Linked DNA regions of Homo sapiens: regions 2 and 3 are each linked to region 1. Evidence: read pairs that join two places in POLR2A ChIA-PET (ENCODE). Cell type or tissue: B cell. All regions are shown on one strand.

Region 1 (2,500 bases):
TGATTGTGAGTGTCGCGGAGCCTCTCACCTCAGCTCCACAGGACCACTGTGTGCTGCTATTCAGATGCTGCCTTGGCCCATCTTTCAGGACATCCAAGAGCTATGTGGGCAGGGGACGCTTAGTTGTGGGGGACTGTCCTGTGCATTGTGGCCATGCCCCTGTGGCAGCCTCATTTGGGCACAAGAGGAGTGTTTTAGACCATTGGGCTGCTGTGACAAAGTGCCATAGACAGAGTGGCTTAGAAACAGACATTTCTCACGGCTCTGGGGGGTGGAAGTCTGTGATCCAGGCACCAGCAGATCCAGTGTCTGGTGAGGGCTCACTGCCTAGTTTGTAGACGGCCACCTGCTTGCCGTGTCCTCACATGGCAAAAGGAGCAGAGAGAGCCTTCTGGGGCCTCTTTTATAAGGGCACTAATCCCACTCCTGAGGCTCCACCCTCATGACCTCATCACCTCCCAGAGGCCCCACCTCCCAACACCATCCCATTGAGGGATAGGATTTGGACATAGGAATCTGGGGGGACATAAACGTTCCGTTCATAACAAGGAAAGAGAGTCGTTGCTGATTCTTTCTTCATCATGATGACACCCCAAAGTGCTGCTGTCATCCCCATTGAAGGCCAGTAGCCGGGGCCATTCAGATGACCCAGAGCTACAGGGACAATGCTTGGTCTCAGCACCCATTTCCACGGAAGGGCTGGTCTACTCCATGCCTGCAGCATCAGAGCCTGCCCCACGCACGAGATAAGCCAAAGGAAGAGGCAGCTGCATCTCAGCCCTAGTGAGGTTTTCCCAGGGGGTCGGCTCCTCAGCCCAGGTCAGGGGCTTGGGGTTCTTCAGCCCTGACAGCCCTCCTAGGGTGGGGGACACTGGGAGCGGGGAACCCCTGGGCCACTTCCTGGGAAGGAGATGTGAAGTAGGGAAGGAGCTGGGGCTTGCCACCACGCCCTGCCGTTGTTTTCGTCGCTGTCGTTTTTGAAAAGCAAGGGATCGGTGACTTGGGTTCAGGCTGAGTCGGCGCCTGTGATGTGTAATTAGCATCCCCACGTTTCTCCCAGGGCCCTGGCCGATACGAGGCAAACGGGGAAGTTAAGCAAAGACCAATTCGCGTTAGCTATGTATTTCATTCAGCAGAAGGTCAGTAAAGGCATCGACCCTCCTCAAGTCCTCTCGCCGGACATGGTCCCGCCTTCGGAGAGAGGCACGCCCGGCCCGGTGAGTGGTGCTGGTCATGCCCTGGGGGTATTGACATCCCTTCCCACCGCCTGCCACCAGGTGGCACTGGTGGCACACATGAGCCCACGGTGGCGGGTGCTGCCTGTGGTCCCTGCCTTCCTCAACAGGGGCCCCCGGGAGGGTGGCTTGGCTGCCCAGGTATTTCCCCAGGCAGGGGGCTGACACTTTTGCTACCTCACCCTGTGTACTAAAGGGACAATTTTATCCCTGGGCCCGAGAACTGCTGGTGCCTCCTGTCAGGTGATGTCAGGTTGCTAATTAGAGATCTCGCCTCTGAATTCAATTCTAGGACAGTTCAGGCTCTCTCGGCTCCGGGGAGTTTACTGGCGTGAAGGAGCTTGATGACATCAGTCAAGAGATTGCCCAGTTACAAAGGTATGTTGGAAACGGCCCTTCCCTCCACATCCAGATGTTACACGAACTCTCCCAGGTTGTTATCGGAAATATCAGAGGCTCACCTGGAAGTTTGCTCATCACAGGTTTATTCAGAAGGAAGGAAAAGATACAGCTTCTGAGGTCCTAAACTGGCTCAAGGGGCTTGAAGAATGACATCTTCCATTTGAATCAGCCTCAGCCAGAGCCCGTAGCATCTGTGTGGTCTCAGGCAGGTCTTGACCAGAGCCTGTGGGTGGCAGCTGTGTGGTCCCAGGCAGGTCGTGGGCAGAGCCTGTGGCAGCTGTGTGGTCCCAGGCAGGTCGTGGGCAGAGCCCGTGGCAGCTGTGTGGTCCCAGGCAGGTCATGGGCACAGCCTGTGGCAGCTGTGTTGTCCCAGGCAGGTCATGGGCAGAGCCTGTGGCAGCTTTGTGGTCTCAGGCAGGTCGCAGCTCAGTAGCCCCAGGCATCAGCCCCTCCCCAGTGCTAGGAAGGCCTTGTTATCCTTGACAGCTAGGGCAATTGGGTCTCAGATGGCGAGGAGCGGGCTTAGGACCCAGCAGCTGAAGGTGTGAAGGGGCCTCCAGGTCTGTGGCTCCCCTTCTTGCCTAGTGCCTTAGTTTCCTCATGTGTAAACGAGGGCTTTGGATGGGCTGTCTGTACTTTTAGAGTCTGGTATAAAGAAATGCAGTCACTTCCTGTATTCCCCTCTGGATCCTCTTCAAGAATGACATCCTTTTTTGTTGTTTGTTTTTCAGACAGGGTCTCGCTCTGTCACCCAAGCTGGAGCGTAGTGGTGTGATCATGGCTCACTGTAGCATCTGTTTCCTAGGCTTAAGCAATCCTCCCACCTCAGCCTCCCGAGTAGCTAGGACGCACCACCATGCTGG
Region 2 (2,500 bases), 75 kb after region 1:
AAGTGTTGGGGTTACAGGTGTGAGCCACCATTCCTGGCCTAAATTTATTTTTAATTTATAGAAATTTTTATTCTTTTTTTATTTTTTTAGAGACAGGTTGTCACTATGTTGCCCGGGCTGGATTCAAACTCCTAGGCTCAAGCAATCCTCCCGCCTCGGCCTCTGGAGTAACTGGGCCTACAGGTGCATGCCACTGCATCCAGCTCCACTTTAACCACTTTTTTTTTAAAAAAACCACTTTCAAGTGCGTGGTTCAGCAGTGTTAAATATATTCACACCATTCTGCAACAGATCTCTAGAACTTTCTCATTTTGTGAAATTGACACTCTGTACCCATTGAGCAATTCCCCATAACCCCACTTCCGCCTCCTAGCCAGTGGTACTGGTTTTTGTTATTATTCATTCAGATGGGTATTATTCTTATTATTTTAGATGGAGTCTCACTGTGTCACCTGGGCTGTAGTGCAGTGGCACGATCTCAGCTCATGTAACCTCCGCCTCCCGGGTTCAAGCAATTCTCCTGCCTCAGCCTCCCGAGCAGCTGGGATTACAGGTGCCCGCCACTAAGCCCAGCTAATTTTTTTGTATTTTTAGTAGAGATGGGCTTTCACTATGTTGGCCAGGCTGGTCTCGAACTCCTGACCTTGTGATTTGCCCGCTTCGGCCTCCCAAAGTGCTGGGATTCCAGGCTTCAGCCACCGCACCCGGCCCAGATGAGTATTATTAAAGCTATGGTTACTGTCCAGGGATTGCTTTGAGCTTTTAGAGCAGGGCCTGTATATTCTAGCTCCACTACCCAAGAACCGACTGAGGGGCAGTTCTGTCTGTATTAACTAAGCTACTACATTATTCCTCATTATAGGAATGGAATCTCATTGTAAAGGAAACCGGTGTGGTGGAGGGGAAGTCCCAGCCCTGCGTCTCCATTCCGTGCCATTGTACGAAGGTCATGGGAGAGAAGGGGGCTCGAGTGTCCTGGGTGCCTTCTATGGACCAAGCACTTTCTCGACCACCATTCAGATGGTCACATCCAAGACCAAGATGTTCACTTGAATTCAGAGGCTTGGCCAGGGGACTTTCCATTTGACAGGGACAGATGCCATTGCCTCTCTGTGGCACTGCCTGGCTGCATCACGAGCTTGTCTCTGCTTCAACAGTGGTTATTTTTATAGCTGACAATGAGACTTACTGGAAATGGTTTGGCACTCATGCGTAGAAAGCGCCTGTATTTAAATTTGAGGAGTCGGAGTGCCTGGGCCCTGGAAGATGGGTGGTTCTTCAGGCCCTTGGCCAAGACCTTTAAGCCATAGAGCAGATCCCTTCCAGCCCAGGAAAAATTCCAGGGATTCTCAGCCTTTCTGAGGACTGGTTCTCTCAGAGCATCTGTTTGAAGCCTTGGAACTGTCATCCTTTCTCTTGTCTGAGGGCCCTCCAGCCCTCACGGCTCACCCCAGTCCATTCATGTTACGCAGCAGAGCTCTTGTCAGCTTGTAAAACTGAAACTCTGCCCCCACTAAATACTCATTCCCCATTTCCTCCTCCCCCAGCCCCTCGCACCCACCATTCTACTTCCTGTCTCTATGAATCTGATGCATGGACTCATACAGTATTTCTCTTTTTGTGTCTGGCGTATTTCACTTAGGATAGTTCCTGTTGGAGCATGTATGTGTCAGAATCTTTCTCTTTTTCTTTTCTTTTCTTTTCTTTTTTTTTTGAATTGTAGTCTTGCACTGCTGCCCAGGCTGGAGTGTAATGGCGTGATCTCGGCTCACTGCAACCTCCGCCTCCTGGGTTCAAACAATTCTCCTGCCTCAGCCTCCCGAGTAGCTGGGATTACAGGCACGCACCGCCACGCCCAGCTAATTTTTGTATTTTTAGTATAGACTGGGTTTCACCATGTTGGCCAGGCTAGTTTCGAACTCCTGACCTCATGATCCGCCCGCCTCGGCCTCCCAAAGTGTTGGGATTACAAGCGTGAGCCACCGCGCCCGGCCCTATAATCTCTTTCTTTTTAAAAACTGAATACTATTCCATTGTCTGGATAGATGGATAGACCACATTTTGTTTATCCATTCATTCATCAGTGGATACTCGGTCCAAACTTTATGTTATATTGACAAAATAACTGTATTAAAAATAGTAATGTGGCTGCGCATGGTGGCTCATGCCTGTAATCCCAGCATTTTAAGAGGCCAAGGTGGGTGGATCACTTGAGGTCAGGCATTTGAGACCCTTCTGGCCAACACAGTGAAACCCGTCTCTACTAAAAATACAAAAATTAGCTGGGAGTGGTGGCGGGCGCCGGTAATTCCAGCTGCTGGGGAGGCCGAGGCAGGAGAATCACCTGAACCTGGGAGGCGGAGGTTGCAGTTAGCCGAGATTGCACCACTGCACTCCAGCGTGGGCGACAGAGCAAGACTCCGTCTGAAAAAAAAAGTAACGTTTTACAACAGAAGCAACTTATTCTCAATTGCTTTTTTTACACCTTAAAATTGAGCTG
Region 3 (2,500 bases), 170 kb before region 1:
TTTTGTGTTTGGCTCTTTGACTCAACGTTGTTTTGAGATTTGTCTTTGAGGTTATGTGTAGCAGCAGTTTGTTCATCCAACATTGAATGGACAGACCATGATTTATTTATTCGGTGTTCTGTTGGTGGCTGCGTGGGCTGTTTTCAGTTGGGGCTGTTCTGATACAGCTGCTCTGAGTGCATTTCTGTAGGTGCTGCTTGGAGTGGAATTGCTGGATCATAGCGTGAGTGTCCATCCTTAAATGGTGGTTACCATGGGATCCACAGAGTCACCAGACTCTTTCTTGGGTGACAGTGTCCTTGGTTCTCTGCACCGTGGCCCTCGTTGCAGGAATGCCCAATGAGAAGGCCCCTGTGCCCACTCCTGTCCCTCCAGCTCCACACAGAGCCCAGGAGCTGTGGGGGAAGGGGTGGCCCTGGACCTGAGCCAAGTGTAGTCCTCCCCTGGGGTTTCCTGGCAGCCTGGGTGAGAGCCTCAGTGGTGGCATTTTATCTGTTGCTTCTGTTCTTGACCTTGGCTGTCTCTGTCTACTCCTCCGGGTCAGTACACAGGGATCCTAACGCCCCCTCCCAGCATCCAGCGGGCCCAGAGTTTGGTAGAGCACCTGTGTGCAGTCGGTGCTCAGAGAGCATTTGATGACTTGTCTCGGGGAATTCTAGAAGGTCACTAGTTCTCAGGATCTTACAGCAGCCCAATTGGACAGGCAGGCGGGGGGCTGCTCTCCTTCGGCTTCCTCTCTCAATGGGCCTCTGAGGCTGCCTCCAGGCACCGTGCTGGGCACTGCCCTGCCTGAATGGATCTTACAGACCACAGAGCAGCCCAGCAGAAAGTGCAGTGTGCGGGTCCTCGTGGCCTGGCCCCTGGGGGCGTGGTCTCCAGCACACCATTCATGCTCTACAGACACCATCTTGTGGTTTTCTCATGCTCTCAGAGGAGGAACTGGGCTCCAGTCAGTGATAGGTCTTGCTTGCGTCAGTGCTGGAGGCCAGGTGCGGTCCCCTGCTACAGCTATGCGCGGCTCAACCATCAGGTCCTTGTCTGCCCAGCCTCAGCTAGGATCTTCCAGGCGGCGGCACAGGGTGCGCTGTTGTGTGCATCTCTGTGCTTGGCAGTCTCTTGAAGGTTGTTCCCTGTTGATTCCTGAAAAGCTGGCTCGTTCTTATTTGGGCTCTGTCTTTGGCGGAACATATATGGGCCGAGCACTGTGTGTGTGTTTCCCCCGAGGATGTTGGGTCATTTCCAGTCTTCTGCAGCTGGCATTCTTATCAGCTGCTCCTAGAAGAGAGAGGCTGAGAGGGAGAAGCCCCCACCCAGCGTGCTATCACCAGGACTCCGCTTGGCTTCCCACTGCTCCAGTTCTATCCGCGTAGCAACGAGTCAATTTACAGATGAGCTTTGAGAGCTCTTGTGCCTTCACAAAGGGCCAAATGGCAGTAAGAATCGTAAGTTCTGCAGACCTGAAGCAGAGGTCAGGAGAGTCTAGGTTGGTAGTTTGGTTGGGAAGAGCTGCTAAAAACAGAAAGTGGGAGGGAAGGACGCTGTGGGGGCAGTGGCTGTGGAGAGCAGCGCTGCCTGCCTCCTGGCTTCATCTGCAAGTTTCCCTCGCTGCAGAAGTCAGGCATGCCTACTGATGGAGCTCCTACTTCTGCCCCAAGCCCTGGGCTTCCTCTTTCTGAGTTGCTCATGGGGTTCAGTCAGGGCTCCGCGTGCTGCCTGTACTCAGGTGGCATTTCCCGTCCCCCGGGCTGAGTTGTAGCATGCAATTGCATACTTGCCCAAGCATTACAGGAGCTGTGGCTGCAGGACAGGGAGGGCCACATGGACATGACAGACCACTCAGGTGGCCGGCTGCTCCTGGGAGTAGCAGGAGGGCCCCAGCAGGAAGTGCTTTTCAAGTGGTGAGCTTGGTGGCTGTGGCCGAGACATGCACCTTCCCGTCATTGTTCCTCCCAGTGTCATTCTTCCTCTGAGAAGCTGTGAACTTGAGGCTTTGCCCCTGGGGTTTGAGGCTCCCATGAGGTCCCCTCAGAGGAAGGTGCCTTCACTGGGCAGAGCCTGGTGGACCTGCACCAGCCCCATGAGGCTGAGCGGAGAGTGCAGGGTGGGGCCCGCCTGAGGGTAAGCACAGCAGCACCCCTCAGGGCTGCGCTTTCCAGAGCTGAGAGGGAGGGCAGAGCTGGGGTCTTGGGGTGGAGGTGGGGTGGGGATGCAGGTGCCGCCTCTTGTACTGACTTGCACCAGAGGCAGTTTGGCTCCCAGCTGCCTGGGAACACGTGCGGAGTTTGTCAGAAGCAGGAAGACTTGGTGTGGCGGGAACCAAATCACAGACACACACTCTCCCAGCAAAGCCCTGTTTGATTCACCCGTGTGTCCTCAGCAGACACGACTGTGTGTTGGGGGTTGGGGGGTGGGCGAGGTGACTCAGCCGCGGACGGCATTAGAATGCTTAGCACATTGAAGGCAGACTGTCTGTTTCTGGGTGCCATCTGTGGCATGTTTG

Evidence for each region. Peaks named below come from ENCODE experiments on the same cell type or tissue, not always from the same donor. Only the 100,000 strongest peaks of a DNase experiment are listed, where the experiment ranks them.
Region 2: POLR2A ChIA-PET joins it to region 1 with 5 read pairs; 4 of 35 experiments call an interaction of 5 or more read pairs at or near these places.
Region 3: POLR2A ChIA-PET joins it to region 1 with 5 read pairs; 3 of 35 experiments call an interaction of 5 or more read pairs at or near these places.

What each region holds. Positions count from the first base shown.
Region 1 is chr19:16,416,665-16,419,164 of GRCh38, reverse strand. EPS15L1 (epidermal growth factor receptor pathway substrate 15 like 1) reads left to right here. Exons shown (of 24, transcript NM_001258374.3): 11 at 1,061-1,217; 12 at 1,528-1,613. Among named protein-coding and RNA genes, the nearest start is that of EPS15L1, 54 kb to the left of the region's middle. RefSeq lists enhancers at 672-1,275, 1,421-1,470, 1,501-1,570 and a silencer at 1,241-1,320. In B cell, CTCF peaks have their summits at 1,085 and 1,285 (motif pointing right); DNase peaks (open chromatin) are centred at 1,344 and 2,074; H3K4me3 peaks cover 1,438 bases; H3K27ac peaks cover 1,918 bases.
Region 2 is chr19:16,341,170-16,343,669 of GRCh38, reverse strand. No RefSeq gene overlaps it. Among named protein-coding and RNA genes, the nearest start is that of KLF2, 18 kb to the right of the region's middle. RefSeq lists an enhancer at 860-1,089. In B cell, no CTCF peak of the experiment used is centred here; a DNase peak (open chromatin) is centred at 1,109; H3K4me3 peaks cover 1,267 bases; H3K27ac peaks cover 2,314 bases.
Region 3 is chr19:16,587,022-16,589,521 of GRCh38, reverse strand. The region is part of intron 1 of MED26 (mediator complex subunit 26); the gene reads left to right. Among named protein-coding and RNA genes, the nearest start is that of SLC35E1, 16 kb to the right of the region's middle. RefSeq lists enhancers at 173-222, 433-602, 853-922, 1,093-1,142. In B cell, no CTCF peak of the experiment used is centred here; DNase peaks (open chromatin) are centred at 941 and 1,681; H3K4me3 peaks cover 2,088 bases; H3K27ac peaks cover 2,500 bases.